Regions from separate parts of the Homo sapiens genome. Here region 1 is linked to region 2. The links are chromatin loops, found by intact Hi-C in ENCODE. Cell type or tissue: gastrocnemius medialis. All regions are shown on one strand.

Evidence for each region. A loop is a pair of places that touch in the nucleus more often than their neighbours do. Peaks named below come from ENCODE experiments on the same cell type or tissue, not always from the same donor. Only the 100,000 strongest peaks of a DNase experiment are listed, where the experiment ranks them.
Region 1: it touches region 2 in a loop (2.5-fold over the local background); 6 of 110 quality-filtered maps call a loop at or near these places.

What each region holds. Positions count from the first base shown.
Region 1 is chr2:109,447,334-109,455,333 of GRCh38, reverse strand. It overlaps SH3RF3 (SH3 domain containing ring finger 3), which reads right to left. Exons shown (of 10, transcript NM_001099289.3): 8 at 5,845-6,164. It also overlaps a transcript of RANBP2 not described here. Among named protein-coding and RNA genes, the nearest start is that of MIR4266, 140 kb to the right of the region's middle. RefSeq lists an enhancer at 6,052-6,556. In gastrocnemius medialis, a CTCF peak has its summit at 4,415; DNase peaks (open chromatin) are centred at 4,293, 5,693, 6,103 and 7,303; H3K27ac peaks cover 3,230 bases.
Region 2 is chr2:109,169,945-109,177,944 of GRCh38, reverse strand. All of the region lies in intron 1 of SH3RF3 (SH3 domain containing ring finger 3), which reads right to left. It also overlaps a transcript of RANBP2 not described here. Among named protein-coding and RNA genes, the nearest start is that of MIR4265, 32 kb to the right of the region's middle. RefSeq lists a silencer at 323-497. In gastrocnemius medialis, no CTCF peak of the experiment used is centred here; DNase peaks (open chromatin) are centred at 4,054, 5,600, 5,904 and 6,307; H3K27ac peaks cover 3,626 bases.

The sequences.
Region 1 (8,000 bases), 280 kb before region 2:
TGTTGCATGGGTTCTGGCTGTGGCTGGGTCCAATGTGGACCCAGAAGGCAGACACCTAGGGCCCTTTCTCCCCCCAAGGCCAGCCTCATGGTCTCCTGCCAGCCGCTACCCTGGATGTCTCACTGTGGGACTCCTGGACGGGCCATGACCTCCCAGGGACTAGGAGGCCACCACAGTCAGCACTTGGACCCAACACAGGAGGCAGGAGGCCAGCATTCCCATGCCAGCTCCACTGCCGATGCTGTGTGGCCCCAGGCAAGTCTCTGAAGGTCTCTGAGCCTCAGGAACATCATGGAAAATGGAGAGTTTAATATAAAACATCTTTAGAGGCTCTTTCAAGTTTCAATATTCTATTACTCACTGAAACTAAAACTACCACACCCATAAAGAGAGAGTTAACTTTTTTTTTTTCTGGCCCATAAAGAATTTCCCATAAGTCGTGAGAGTGAAAACTTACTGGCAGCAGTTTTTCCAATTCTCTTTAGTCTACAATCATCACCAGGTGCCTTCTATGGGCTGGGGTTGTCGACCTAAGGCTTCGAGATGTTTTTGAATTAAGTTTTATGTCAGGACTCGCACACAGCAACACAGAAGCTCCCCAGTGTACCGTCCCTACTGTATGCTCACCATGAAGATCTATCCTACCCTGTTTCATTCTGTTTATCCCATCCAATCTAAATAAAAATGTGGGTCCCAATCCACTGGATTGATCATTTGAAGAATGCTGCTGTGGAACTCATGGCCAGGCCAGAGCCTTGGGGAACCTCAGCACCAAGGAGAGGGCTCCACAGAAGTCAGGCAGCCGGCGGGAGCGCTCTCACCGTGTGGACTTGGTCAACTGCACAGGGACAGCAAGAGGCTCAGAACCCCGAGGAGGCAAGGAGCACCACTCATGGCCTGTGCTCAAGCCTTCCTGAGGTCAATGGAAAACTATAACCACCCAATCCAGACAGGACTAAAAATGGCCCAGACCCTTCAGGAGTGAAGGTTCGGGTCACCCCACCAGGTAAGGGTCCATGCCCAGCTGAGGCGCTTTCTGAAGGGAAGGGGAATACAGATTGGATAGTAGACAAAGTAATTATAAATACCAGCCACGACCATGTGAACAGCTACAGAAATGAGGATTGTAATTGTTGTAAGTATTTCCTCCTATTTTATTATGAATATGTCTGTGTGAATGTGTATATTAAGCAGTACCTTTGTTTTCTTCTCTCTCTTATCTCACCATGTAATGTAAGTTGCACTGACTTTTATATGATATGATTATTATACGATAGTATTTAAGTTACAGGATATTTAAGTAGTTAAGTTACAGGATGGCACCCTCCTGCCCAGCATCTGCAGATTTTGCAGTGCTGAGCAGTTGGCAACGAGGCCCTCCCAGGGCTGCCTGCTACCTCTCCCGTCCCTGGCCCTCATCTTCGGGCCATGTCCCCTGGCCTCTGCTCAGGCTGACCCTCAGCCAAGGATCCTCCCATCTGTGCCCCGGGAAGTCTCCCCTGACCTGGGCTGACCAGGCGCCTTTGTCGGTGACCCTCTGTTCCCACACGCAGGTCAATCACCCACCCTCTCCTGCAATCAATCGCCTGTTTACCTGTACAGTGACCTGTACTATACTCTGGCTCCTCCAGGCCAGGGTTGACCTTTCCATCATTATGAACCGTGTGCCTGCGCTCTGCCAGGTACATCCTCATGCTCTTTGCAATACACAGATGAGTCAGGGATTGGGGCACAAGTAAGAGAGTGAGTGATGGCCGGTCGGGTGGTTAGGGATGCCAACTGCACGCAGCCCATTGCACCCTTCTCTTCTGGGTGACTCTCCCCTGGACTTAGGTACCCTGAGGGTTCGTATCACCTGGTGCTGATGTGCTCACACAGTTTCAAAACCAGAAAACTGTCACGGATGGACACAATAGGCAGTGTTCCATGGTTGTTTCAAGCACAAAATTCATTTTTAAGTGCAAAAGGATAACTTAAATCCTGAAGACCACCTTTTAAAACCAGATTTGAGTTCTACTGTGTAACTTGTGGGTGTTGGGGGCCTGGCCACAGGGCAGCCCCTGCAGGGAGCAATATGATCAGGCAGGTGGGCAGGAAGAGACCTGGGAGAGTAGGCTGGAGAGGTTCCTGCATAGGCTGGCAGATGCCTGGGCCCAGAGAGGAGCTCTGGTTCAGGAATGGGTCTGGAGAAAGAACTGCCACTCTGTCTGCACTTGTATTATCCCCAGAGGCCTGCACACCACATCGGGCCACGCAGGGAACAGAGCTCAAAGGCCCAATCCCCCTGGATATAGCAGCAGAGCACCAGCCTCCCGGGGACCAGTTTCCCGGGGACCAGCCTCCCGGGAATAGCCTCCCAGGGACCAGCCTCCCAGGGACCAGCCTCCCGGCACCAGCCTCCCGGGACCAGCCTCCTGGCACCAGCCTCCCGGGACCAGCCTCCTGGGACCAGCCTCCTGGCACCAGCCTCCCGGGACCAGCCTCCCAGGGACCAGCCTCCTGGCACCAGCCTCCCAGAACCAGCCTCCCAGCACCAGCCTCCCAGGGACCAGCCTCCTGGGACCAGCCTGCCAGCACCAGCCTCCTGGGGACAAGCCTCCTGGCACAAGCCTCCCGGGAACCAGCCTCCTGGGACCTTGACCATAGCCACTGACACCACACAACACAGAGCTGGTTTTGGGGCTTCTTCCTTCTCCACACACAGGGATATGGCGCGTAAATCTCCCACGCTCCTAGGAGAAAATTACTCCCTACTCTACGGCGCCCAGGAGCTGTATCCACCCTGCCTTCTCTCTGGTACATGCATGGAAGGGCCTGGGTGGAATTTAGCAGCACTAGCGCTAGGAAACTGCGCTGCACTGAGGTATATGCATCAGTGGATGTGGGAGTGAGGAGCTCACTGTCTTTTCCCAAAGAAAATTTAACAGAAACAGACTGGAGAATACTGCCAAATGCTTTAAAAAACCTTTGCCATAATTAGACATGTGTACATCTATGATCAAGTTGCCCAAAGTTAGGAAGCCTGTTTAGTGTAGTCATGGAGGGGTGGGGCTCAGGAAGCGGCCTGCAGGGAGTGTGCTGGCTGCAGCCCCCTAGCCCAGCACAGTCTGCTGGTGCAGGTCACACTGGCTCACTTGCTTCTGAGCAGTGGACTAAAATGACCATCATTTCTGCTCTTCTGCTGCAAATGGCAGCTGTAAATGCCTTGGGCCCTGCTGCAAATTAGGAGAAATTCAAGTGGGAACACAGATGGGCAAAATGTTCACAGGTGGTTTTGTAGACCAGTGCTTGTCTTTGTTGTTTATGAGAGGTGGGAATGAAAAGCACACACAATGTGTGGGAGGGCAATGTGCTTCTCTGCTGGGGTTTGCTGAACCTCTGGACATAAGCTCAGAGGGCCTCACAAAAACCACTTCCCCTCCTGCCTGGAGTGCAGCGTGGACTGCTCCCACAGCATGTGTCCAGCCCCAAGCGTGGCCTACGCACTTCTGCTGCCCACAGAGGCTCGGGAGCTATCAGGGGAGGAGGAGGCTGAGCCACTGTATGTGCAGCTTGCATGGCAGGGCGTCCCTGCATGTCGCCTTTCATCAAGAGGGATGTTGGGGTGTCTTCTGGACTCAACTGTTCTTTGCTGATATAGCACAACTGTTAGAGGGCATAAACCTTAAGAGAAAGCGAAATATTTACAAAGTGTCTAACAGGCAGGCTAGGAACAGACTCAGCTGGTGTTCATTAGCTTCACACTTAGGTGGGTGATGGGGAACAGCATCATCCTCCGTGTAGATTCGTACAGGACGTAATGTCATAGAAACCCACTCAGCAATGGTATTATTGAAGCCAGTCCCATTTGCTTCACAAACTAGAGAGAGGGAATTCTTGGGCAAAGAACTAGAAATGCTTAAGGAACTATTACAGCCCCCACTTTCCAAGTCTGCCCCTGGTTGTTTCTGAGCAGCTCAGAAGAAGGAAGAATGCTTAAGTGAGAGGGTAGGACTGTGAATCCCACCTCTCCCTCCTGATGAGACCCAGCCACATCTCATAACAAGGGCTGCAGGGTAGAAGGGAACAGATTCAAGACTGAACTGATCTTCAAACAGACACACAAAACACAGAGCAGCTGTTGCCCTTCATGCCAGGCGCCCTGTTAGGCTGGAGCAGACCTGAGCTTTGCTAGCTGCATTGGCTCTGCCACACCAGTCAGCACGGGAACAACCATTGCTCTGGACTGAACAACACAGGAGGTGCTGAGGCCCTGCGGAACCTGGTGTGGCCCATGTCTGCAGCGTTCCCGGCTCATGTTGAGGACAGGGGAGCAGGGCCTGCCTCCAGGGTGATGGGCAGAGAGCCCGCCGAGTCAGCGCTGGGTTTGGCAATGTCCTCGAGAAAGAGAGAGAGGCTGTCCTTGCCTGGAACACACCATCTAGTGTCCAGGGTGATCCAAAGACTAATTTTATATGGAAAGATGTCAAAAGATCTGCAGAATCAGTCAAGCCAAGAGAGAACAATCCCTAAACCGTTCAGGCAGCAAGGCCAATACACAGAGTGGCTCCTTGCCCAGCACCCAGCCCAACGCCCTAGGGATACAGCCTCAGGCAGTGCATGGGCCCTGAGCCCTGGAGAATTGCTTATTGGATTTCACATGGGCTTCCAAAAACTTCACGTAAAAAAAAAATACTAAAATATCTCATCAACAATTTTAAAACATAGGTTACATGTTGAAACAATAATATTCTGGATATTGGGTTTAATGGAATAAGCTGTTAAAATGAATTTCACCTTTTAAATTTACTTTAAAATTAATTTTACTTTTTAAAAATGTGGCTACTAGAAAATTTAAAATTAGATTTGAGGTTTGCATTATGTTTCTGCTGGACAGCACTGATTTAGAAGTCTGGATTCTCATCCTGGTTAATCTAACGTCTAGCAGGGTGGCAACCGGAACAAGTTTCTTGGACTCAGATTTTCTTTCTTTTTCTTTTTTTTTTTTTGAGATGCAGTCTTGCTCTGTTGCCCAGGCTGGAGTGCAGTGGCACAATCTTGGCTCACTGCAGGCTCTGCCCCCCGGTTTCCAGTGATTCTCCTGCCTCAGCCTCCTAGGTAGCTGGGATTACAGGCGCACGCCACCATGCCTGGCTAATTTTTGTATTTTTAGTAGAGATGGGGTTTTGCCATGTTGGCCAGGCTGGTTTCAAACTCCTGACCTCAGGTGATCCGCCCGCCTCAGCCTCCCAAAGTGCTGAGATTACAGGCTTGAGCCACCACGCCTGGCCCAGATTTTCTTTTATGAAATCAGCACTTCATGGCTAAAAGAATAGCTAAAAAACACACCAGCCATCAGGTCAGCATTCTCCTGTTCCTTCTCATTGCTCCTCAGGAAACAGGCCTGTCCCATATGGTTGAACAGGTTGTGGACTGCACAAGGATGACATATTGAAGGGAGTGGGTGCTGTTCACACTGCACACGTAGATTTGTATATTTATTATTACAATATCCCAGCACATGGCAATAAATATCCTGTTCTAACAAAATGAGTATATTACAATGATTTTACAACAGATGGAACTAAGGCATTTTCAAGAGGGGACACCTTTTTCTGATTTGCATGAGAAATGTAGCTGGACTTGCATGGCCCTGCCAGCACCCAAGGCCTGCCTGATTCCTCTCCAACCAGCTGCTCTGGTGGTTTGGCTCCCTCTCTGTCACACGCCTGGTTCATCTAGGGGCAGGCACTTGGAGCCCACATTCTAGCTTCAATTGCACAAATGCCACTGCCATCTAGTGCCAAAAAGTTACAGTAAGCAGCTGGCCTCGAGCCCAGGGCTCGTCCAGGATGGGCCTCTTACCTTTTCACTTTTCTTCTCGTCTAGTTTGCATCCCGTGTTGGTGGGGCTGGATGTGGACAGAACACCGATGGGCCCCCCTCCAGCCTCCCCGTTGAGGTTTGCGGCACTGACGTTGGGAGGTGTGATGGCTGATGCTGCTGATGTGAGGGGGATGGCCGGCCGTGGGCACATCTGCACCGGGGGCTGGTGGCTGTGCTGCGGGGACACCACCGAGTGGGGCCTGAGGCTGGTGGCAGGCAGGCGGGATGGAGAGTTCTGGGTGCGCAGGGGTGACACGGTGGCAGTTGGCCGGTCCTGAGCCTGGGCTGCAGAGTGGGCAGCTGGAGACGGGGTTGGAGAGACAGCAGGTTGAAAGGTTAGTTTGCAACTTGCCATGCCTGCCAGGCAGCTGCAATGCACACTCAGGCTCCCTTCTCGAGCACTCACAGCCTCTCTCTGAAGTTTCTCCAGACAGACCTGGCCTCTTCACAGATGGAGAAACAGGCCAAGAAACCCTGAAAATGCATTCCTATCTTCCAAAGCCCAAGGGATCAGGGGGCCCTGCCACGGCTCAAAACACCCCTTTCCTCAGGTGGAGCTAAAACAGCTTTGCCAAGGTTGCCATGAACATGGGCACATTCCCAGTTCTATGAAGTCCTTTAACTCAGCGGTCCCCAACCATTTTGGCACCAAGGACCCGTTTTGTGGAAGACAATTTTTCCACAGACTGAGGCAGGGGATGGTTTCGGGATGATTCAAGTGCATTACATTTGTTATGTACTTTATTTCTATTATTACTACATTGTAATATATAGTGAAATAAGTATACAACTCACCATAACATAGAATCAGTAGGACCCCTGAGCTTATTTTCCTGCAACTAGACAGGCCCATCTAGAGATGATGGGAGACAGTGACAGATCATCAGCCATTAGATTCTCATAAGGAGCGTGCAACCTAGATCCCAAGTAAGTGGAGTAAGGTTTGCTCTCCTATGAGAACCTAATGCCGCTGCTAATGTGATGGGTGGTGGAGCTCAGGTGGTAATGCAAGCGTTGAGGAGGGGCTGTAAATACAGATGAAGTTTTCCTTGCTCACCCACCACTCACAACCTGCTGTGCAGCCCAGTTCCTAACAGACCATGGACCGGAATTGGTCTGTGGCTTGGAGGCTGGGGACTCCTGCTCTAAATAATTTTCTCTGCTGTGATGAGCTGAAGCACTCAGAAAAATTTTGAAAATATGGTTTTGAAATATGGTTGTAAAATGCTCATAAACATAAAGCCTGTGAAAGCATCTCAGTGAAGCCTCAAGATGTCCCCTGAATTATTAAGCACCACTGCATGCAAGCCGACCAAGCTTGACTCTAGTTACTCTTGATCCCGAACTGGCCTGGCTGGTCCTTGGTTTCCACACTGGGTATGTCACTCAGCAAGAGTGAGGGCTGAGCATGTGAGAGCTGCCTTGGCTGGGGACAATTGCAGGAAGAAAGCAGCAGACGTTTCTCCCAGCAGCAGCCTGGAGGAGAAGCCGCCCACCACCCTGCTGCCATCTGCCTGCATTTGCTGCTCTGCCTGCATGTCGAAGCACCGGGCTTCCAGGTTTACAAAACTGGAACCTTACAACTGTGGATCCACCACCTTGCTGCCAGCAAAAACAATTCTTAAAGATGTTAGGGATTGCAAGTTGTAACATTTGCAAAAATCTCCCATATGAAAAGATACAGCTCCCTTTAAACACAGCACCACATTAATAGTAATCCTGCTACTATGTGTGTTAGTAATTTCAGGGAATTATCTCCTTAATAAATATGGATGAAACAAATGCTGGGAGAGAATGAACGGCCCCAGGGGAATGGTGACTTGTGTCCTGGGTTGTTCTGGCCCAAGTGGAGACCTGGGCTGAGCATCAGACACTGCTTTATACCAAGTGGCCCGGGCAGCACCACGCAGCTCACATCCAGCTGCTGTGCATTCTTAAGGCAGAGAAAAATTATGTCATACTGTAATCATTTTCTACCAGCAGACTTTGTGGCATTCATGGCTTCAGAGCATGAAAGAAAATACATGCAATAAAAACAATCTTCTCAGCCCCCAACTATGCACTCGTTAATCCTAACAGCGTTTGGAGGCCACGGGAAGTAGCACCGTGAGACATACAAAGCTCTCCATCTGGGAG
Region 2 (8,000 bases):
ATGAGACTCCTGCTAGAAACTTCCAGTTTAATGGAGAAATCCTACCTCAAAGGAGAAAGGTGAATTAAACAAACAACTTTACTTGTTCTTGACCTACAAGCCATCTGGCAGTTGGCCAGAATAAATCAAACAAATTGCCTTGTCTAATAGGCTTTAATATTTCTTACATCTGAAATCTACTAGAGGATCAAGTTGAAGGGGGTTCTTAGCATTTTCCTGGGAAGTCTACCTGTCCTAAGTTATTCAGAGTTTTTAGATTACTACACAAGCAGGATCTCTGTGTGGTCTAGACACTATCATCTCTCCCCTCACCCTCACCCTCACCTCAACACCCTGTGGCCTTGTTCTTTCTCTGGACCACTGATACTAACTTTGTAGGAATGGTGCCCCCCCCCAGAGCAGGTGACAGTCACACTCCCCAGAGAAGTTAAATAGTGGCTTCACACACAGTTCCAAGGAGTCACGGAGCTGCCAAGTCCATGCATGAACCCTCTGGCAGATCACAGGCCCCAAGTCTAAAAAATCTCTGCCCCAGACTATTTCATGTCCAACTTATTCATGCTACAATGGCAGAGCCTGGTTAGTTGCAGTCCCTTGTACCACCCTAAGTATCTTTCTTAGTAGATATAAAAGAAAATCACCATGCATTGGGCTCCTTCTCTGCACCAGCCCCAGGCCTGGCATTTAATCTTCCTGCTTCACAATCCTGCACAGGAGCTATCATCGTCCCTGGTTTTGCATCTGAAAACACAGTCCCCCTTATTCTGACTCTGGGCTGAGTGTGTCTGTAAAGAAAAGATAAAGGCAGATGGCTAATCTCAGCACCACACGAGTGACTTTCCCAGTAAACAGAGCTTATTGTCTCAGACTCTGGAACATTTAAATGTAACTTCCACCAGGTCACACAGCAGGTGGCTGACAAAGCTGGGGAAAAGCCTGCTCACCCCAGTGCAGGGCTCTCTTGAGGCCATCATACCTCACCTAAAATGCCAAATCTCCCAAGTGATCAATCTCCTTTCCACCAGTCTCACCCTGACAAATGCATCCCTATCCTTCAGCTAGTGATCTTTCTCCCCTAAATACACATCATGGGCTGAAAACTGTTCAACAATGCCGTGTCACATAAGATAAAGTTCACGGCTGAGCCTAACTTCTGCCAGCGGAACAGCCTCCATTCCTGTTTCCATGCCCCTATGCCTTCTTTTTTAGAGACAGGGTCTGGCTCTGTGACCCAGGCTAGAGTGCGGTGACACCATCATAGCTCACTGAAATCTGAAACTCCCAGGTTCAAGCGATTCTCCTGCCTCAGCCTTCTGGGTTGCTGGGACTACAGGCATGTGCCACCACACCTGGCTAATTTTTTATTTTAATTTTTTGTAGGGATAGGGTCTCATTATGTTGCCAAGGCTGATCTTGAACCCCTGGACTGAAGTGATCCTCCCACCTTGGCCCCACAAAGTGTTAGGATTAGAGGCATGAGCCATCATGGCTGGCCCCTATGCCTTTTGATCAAGAAATTGTGAGCAACTATTGGGCTCCTAAAAACACAGCATTCCATTGCACATGGTGTTCTCTCAGAGTATCTCACTGCTGCTCAGCTGTCTTCTCTCAAAACACCTCCTTCCAGCCCTCAATGAAATAACCTTTCAATTAATTGGCTTCCTCCTCTGTACCCTTTTCTATTTTATTAAACTCTACAATTGCTACTTGACTCAAGAATCACAAAATAATCATTGCACAAGTCTGCTTTTCCCCCACTGGTTGTATGTTGGTTATTACCCTTTGAATTTTCAAGATTTAGCACTGGGCCAAGTAAAGGGCAGACACCCAGGAAATGCAGGTGGACAGAATGAGGCTTTCCAGTGTGCTGACCAAAACCCAAAGGAGCTAGGCCCCCAGTGAAGACAGAGTCTCAAGGATATAACATGCAGAATATCAATTAGACCACGTGGATCTTTTCTGCTTGCTCTCTGATCTGCTTCAGCACAAGTGATCCAGAAAAATAAAGTATTACTATAAAATATTCAAAGAACTCCCTGGAAAAAAATTAATTAGTGCATACCCAATAAATAATTAAGATGCAAAACTAAAAGACATGTTTAAAAAACTATTACTGGCATGGCAGCTTACAGCTGTTAAAAGATGAATTACTCCTTACTCTAGACTCTCTTTGAAGCCAATAGATTACAATTACACTGTTCAAAGTTACTTACTTCATTTTTATGTACACTCTACCTAGAAAAGTCCCTTAGTTGAGGTAACCCAAAATGTGTCCTATTACTGATTCTGGAGATCCTTAAAAATAAGGTTTCCACTGAGATTGCACTTTTCAGCCAAAGCAATAACCTAAGATTTCAGATTTGCAGCTCCTGCACCTGAGCAGCCACAGTGCTGGTCTCATTCAGGGGAGCCATGAGCTCATCCTTGTTTGCTCTCAGTTAATACTTGTTGAGTAAAGGAACAAACAGATGTGAAACCACCTGCCAACTCGTGAAGCTTCCTGGTTACACAGACGACTGCCAAAAAGTTTGCATTTATTTCCAAGTGTGCCTGAATTCACCAGCGTTTGCTTTTCAATGAGCTAACCTTTGTTTCTGTGCTGCAGGATGAAATACAAACCCCTCAGACATCTCATCAAGATAAAACCATGCAAAGATTAGCGTGCCAATAGGGGAAAGGATGAAGTACAAGTGCCAGGCAAGGAAAACAGGAAGCACCACAGGCCATGGCACCAAACTGACGTCACCACTGACTCTGAAATGATGGACTCCAATTTCTAGTCTGGACCAGGACTAGGTCCCGGTTTAGTGGGACTGATAATGACCAGGACTACTAGTAGGCATGAATGCACTTCTTAGCAGCATCTCAAAATCATTTAAATATGGGATTTTGCTGTGCGACTCAAATAAAGGCTACTCAAGGAAGCCAAAAGACAGTTGGGCAATATATTGTTTTGGAAAAAGGTATAAATCACTCTTTAAATATACCCTATTTAAGGCAAATGCAAGGACTCTCCCCATTAGATGACATCAGTGCTAGACAAGCCTAAAAGAGAATCTGAAATATGTTGACAGAGGGGCAGAAAGAAACTGCCTGTGCTCCTGCTATCCTATCCCTGAAGCTTGCACGCTAAGCCCCTGCCCTCATGGGTCTGCCAGCAGGGCTCCAGCGAGTGAGCCACACAAGGCATCATTTCCAACTTTTCCTCCAAAGACGCTGGGTTAAAATCTCCCACCTCAGTGCATGTGCCCTATCCTGAAAATATCATCTTCCAAATATATTACATTTATTAACCATTTATCTTCCTGTTCCTTATCAAACATAGCAAGGCTTCAGCCACCTAGATACGAACACCATAGCCACAATGGAGGGAATTCCAGACACCATGGGTTGTTGTAGAAAGACCACAGGCTTTGATTCCAGGACTGCCCGTTGCCCTGGCTGGGCCTGGCAGCAGCCAAGTGAGTGTGGCCTGGTGCCTACTCTGATCAGGGCACCACTCTGGTCCCACCCACGCCCCAGCTGTGGAGTATTGGCTGCCAACTGCATGAGGTATGGTATAGAAAAAAAATGAAAGGAAGTCAAAAACCCAGCACCCAGTCTGGTACACAGGAAGCATCCCCACATGTCTGTTCCTCTCCCCTCTTGCCAAAACAAAGCAACTTAGTCCTTCTCTCTGCCTGTGTTTCCCAGTCATAGATAAAACTGTGATGTCCACCTTACTCTTCGAAACAGTAAAATGGCCAGGGACATCCATGGCTACCTTCATGAACTCCACAACATCCTGGAGCCTCTGGTTGGGAGGCTCTGCCCTATGGCACAGCCCTGCTGTCCTGAAGCCACTGGGGCCACTGCACAGGCAAGGAAGGCTATGGGGACACTGTGGGAGCAGCCACCAAACCGCACTGCTGTGTGTTCTCTGAATCAAGGACTGAGCCCAGTGCTTTCCGCCACCAATGCCAGTCTCAGGACTCAGTGCCCACAGCCTGAACCCGACATCTGCTTTAAAGGGCATAAGAATTGGCCCACACCGGATTTCACATTCCTAATGAGAACATTCCAGATGAAGCAACAGCAAAAGAGCTGAGTCTGAACATCCAATTCCAAGGACGACGGCAGTGTTCCAGCCCCATCGCATGCCTTTGGTCAGGGGCCGACACTGAGCTCACAGCACACACCACAGGCAGGCTACCACAGTCCCTGGTCCCCCTAGACACTGCCCCTCCAGACAGCGGATTTCCCATCTTACATTCACTGTCTTTGCCGTGGGTCTCCTGCTCACATCCCACTGTCTAATGAGTCTCAGCAGGGGTCCATGAAAGGGCCAGACGGTAACCACTGCAGGCTGCGGGGTCTGTGTGGCCTTCCCCGCAGCCACCAGCTCTGCTGTTAGAGCTCTGTTGTTAGGCAGCCACAGACAATACATAGCCTGCAGGCAGTGTGCCAACCCCAGCCTTAAATCTGCCTGTGGGTAAGGCAGAGTCAACTGGAGAGGCAATGAAGAACTATGTCATTTATCCGAATTCTTCCAAACCAAGATAACCCGCCTTTATCTGAAACAGTCACACGATAGACAACCCAGGCAGGGACGGCTCGGTTGATAACGGGCAGAGCACAGGAAGGAGAGTCTGAGGAGAAAACGCAAGTGCAGGCTCAGGAGCCTCTCATCTCAATCCCAGGTTCTGAGCCAGACAATTCTTAAGGTTCTTTTCAACTTGATAATTACAGAATTCTAAGAACCATGACTCAGTCTGTGTTCGATTTCCATGAAGAAAAAAAGATTCCAAAGCCCTAGAAGTTACAAATTTTTAAAATTTGAGTTAAAAAAAGATGTTCATTTATTGAAACTTAAATAGATCAGAAAACATGAAGAAGAAAGTAAAATTTTCCCTTAAATCCCACCACCCAGGGATGACCAACACAGACTTTGGAAGTCTTACTGACATCTGCGTGAAGACAAGCGCAAGGTCATACATGACACTCAGTGTGTTCCCACAGCTACCAGTCACACAACAGTTATACCCACAGACAAGCAATTGCTTTGAACATGCACGTTTATTTTGGAAGAGAAATACTGGACTCAGCTAAGGCAGTGCTCTTCTACAATACTCACCAGTCGAGGCTTCGTGCTGGCACTGGGAAACTTAGACCACTTCCGTAACCCACATGCAGTTTGGTTTCTTAGCTAGGACAAAAAGTCCAGCATCCCTGCCAGAGCTCAACATGGGCAGACATGTGTCCCCATTTCTAAGACAAGGAAAATGAGAGCCCAGCAGTATCAGATCCCAAACAATTGCTTCCTGCTATGGGCTCCGGAGAGGTGATGCTGCTGATTCAAAACACCAGCCTGGGTGGCCAGGTGCAGCCCAATAATCCACACTGTTTGGAATAACAAGAGCTAGGACGGGACAAGCGGAGGGAGGTAAGAAAGGAAAATTACACCATTAAGGACTATTTTCACTGCAAACACCAAGAGGATAAAAGTTTGCTATCTCAATAAACGTATTTTAATGTTTTTAGGTTACAGTCACAGAAAAAGGAAGACCTCCAGGAGCAGGGAGAGGACGGCTGAGCTCCGTGCATGGTGAAGAGGGGTTTGACCGCTGGCTCGCGCATTTCCACGCTGTTTGCAAGGTCCTTGTCAGGAGAGAAACAGCACAGGCCACACGCAGCTGTTGCCCACAGATCCCTGTGGCGGCTGATACTTCAGACGCTGTGCTCAGAGGCCTGGCTGCCAGAGGACCCTGGTCTGAGAGCTAATGCACAGCTCACTCATCGGCATATTCCAGATGGCTCCGGGAGACCTGCTCCCCACCCGCTCTGCCCCAGGTCATTGCCTGGAACTGGGAAATGACGTGCATATCAAGTTTTCCCTCGTGCTCCAAACCAAGCAACCAAACAGGCCCTCATGGAGCCCACAGTGCTGGGCCCTGCCTTTTATTGGGAAACGGGCGACTCAGCTGAGAATCACGCTGAAAATAAACAAGCTCACCACAGCGAAAGGAGGGAGTCAAGGCTGGGCTCGGCACATGCATGCCCTTTATGGGAACACAGAATGGGAGTTTCAAAGTGAATCCATATAAAACACAAATAGAACATCTTCATTCCTGGATGACAGGCCAGCTTGGGGCAGGCAGCCACTCCCCGCTGCAAGTGAGCGTGGCCGGGATGCACGGCAGGGAGCCAGCCAGCGTGGGCACCAGGAGGGCAGCGCCAGGCGCAGGGGCTGGGCCTCTGGAAGGCATTAGCTGCACCGAACTCCCAAAGGCCCAGACTAAACAGCCCTGGAGCCCTGGATTCATTCCCGCACAGGAAATGTCTCAGAGGCAGCTCTGCACAGACCAGGGGCGGCGAGAAGGAAATAGCTCCCTGTGCTCCGTGTTCTAATGCACTTCCCTGGCCCGCCGCGGGCGAAGCCACAGCGCTGACCATACCCGCGAGCCCAGCAGCAGTGAGGGGTCGGGGTAGGGGGGCAAGCGTGGAGCAGGAGGGGAAGCATTTTTGTTAGGAAGAGTATTTCAAGTCAATATGCAGATAATTTTCTCCGAATATTCATAGTCACTAACAACAAATAGCCATCATTTTGTATAGAGATGACAAAAACTTTGAATTCTTAACAGGCTATAGATAAGAAATAGATATGACAAGGAAATAAAAGGACATTCAACTCTACATATATAACCAAAACAACCAAATACATGTAAGCAAATACAGCCATAATATGGTTATATTTGGTGATGTATGTACTTTATATACATAAATAAACCAAAAAATGTACATATATATAAAACAAAACAAAACCTGAATGATCTAGGTGCTGCAGATTACTGAGGAAGAGATAAGTCACACAGCAAGTGAGCTACATAAAACCAGGATGCCCATGAACCAAACCAGGACACAGACTCCCCCAGCCCCCAGCACCTGGCATGCAGGTGTGCCTCCCGGGCTTGGTTCCTGTGGGGAGCGCCCTGTGTGCCTCTGTGCCTCAGCACCCAGCCCGGTGTGGGCTACCTGCAGGCAACAGCTGCTTAGTGAGGTGATTTATCAGTCCTCTTTGAACAGAGGAAGGTGACGCAAGGTAGCTTACTGAGGGGAGAAAAGCGCCCTCTCTGTTCACAGGTAAACTATGCCCTGTGCACCTGGATGTCAGCTTCCTGAGAGAAACAGATGGGTCATCCGCACCCCTTGAGCCCCAGTGCCTGGCACATGGTCAATGCCCAACAAATATTTATTTAATTAACAAATAACAACCTCAGACTGTGGAGCAGGATGAACCCTTAGGAAATATTCTGTTTGACCAGGCACAGTGGCTCGCACCTGTAATCCCAGCGCTTTGGGTGGCCGAGGCGGGTGGATCACGAGGTTGAGGTCAGGAGATCGAGACCATCCTGGCCAACATAGTGAAACCCCATCTCTACTAAAAATACAAAAATTAGCCAGGCATGGTGGTGTGCGCCTGCAGTCCCAGCTACTCAGGAGGCTGAGGCAGGAGAATCACTTGAACCCGGGAGGCGGAGGTTGCAGTGAGCCGAGATTGTGCCACTGCACTCCAGCCTGGGCAACAGAACAAGATGTGGTCAAAAAAGAAAGAAAGAAAGGAAAGAGAGAGAGAGAGGAGAGAGAGAGAGGAGAGAAGAGAAGAGAAGAGAAGAGAAGAGAAGAGAAGAGAAGAGAAGAGAAGAGAAGAGAAGAGAAGAGAAAAGAAAAGAAGAGAAGAGAAGAGAAAAAAGAGAGAGAAAGAAAACATCTCGTTCATCTGCAGATAAGGAAACAAGAGCCGACGATGGTATTAGGGGTATGTAAAATTATAATCCTCTAAAACACCTTCATAGCCTAAGGAAACTTGTAGAGATTATAGTTTCTGGCAAAGTGTTTTGGCCAAAATGCCATGATTATCAAAACTATAACAGTTATGAGCCATATGAAGATAAAGGACTATTCAGGAAAATAGGATGTGATGTTTCTTTTGTTATCAAGTAAAACATTAAAGTCTCTTAAAG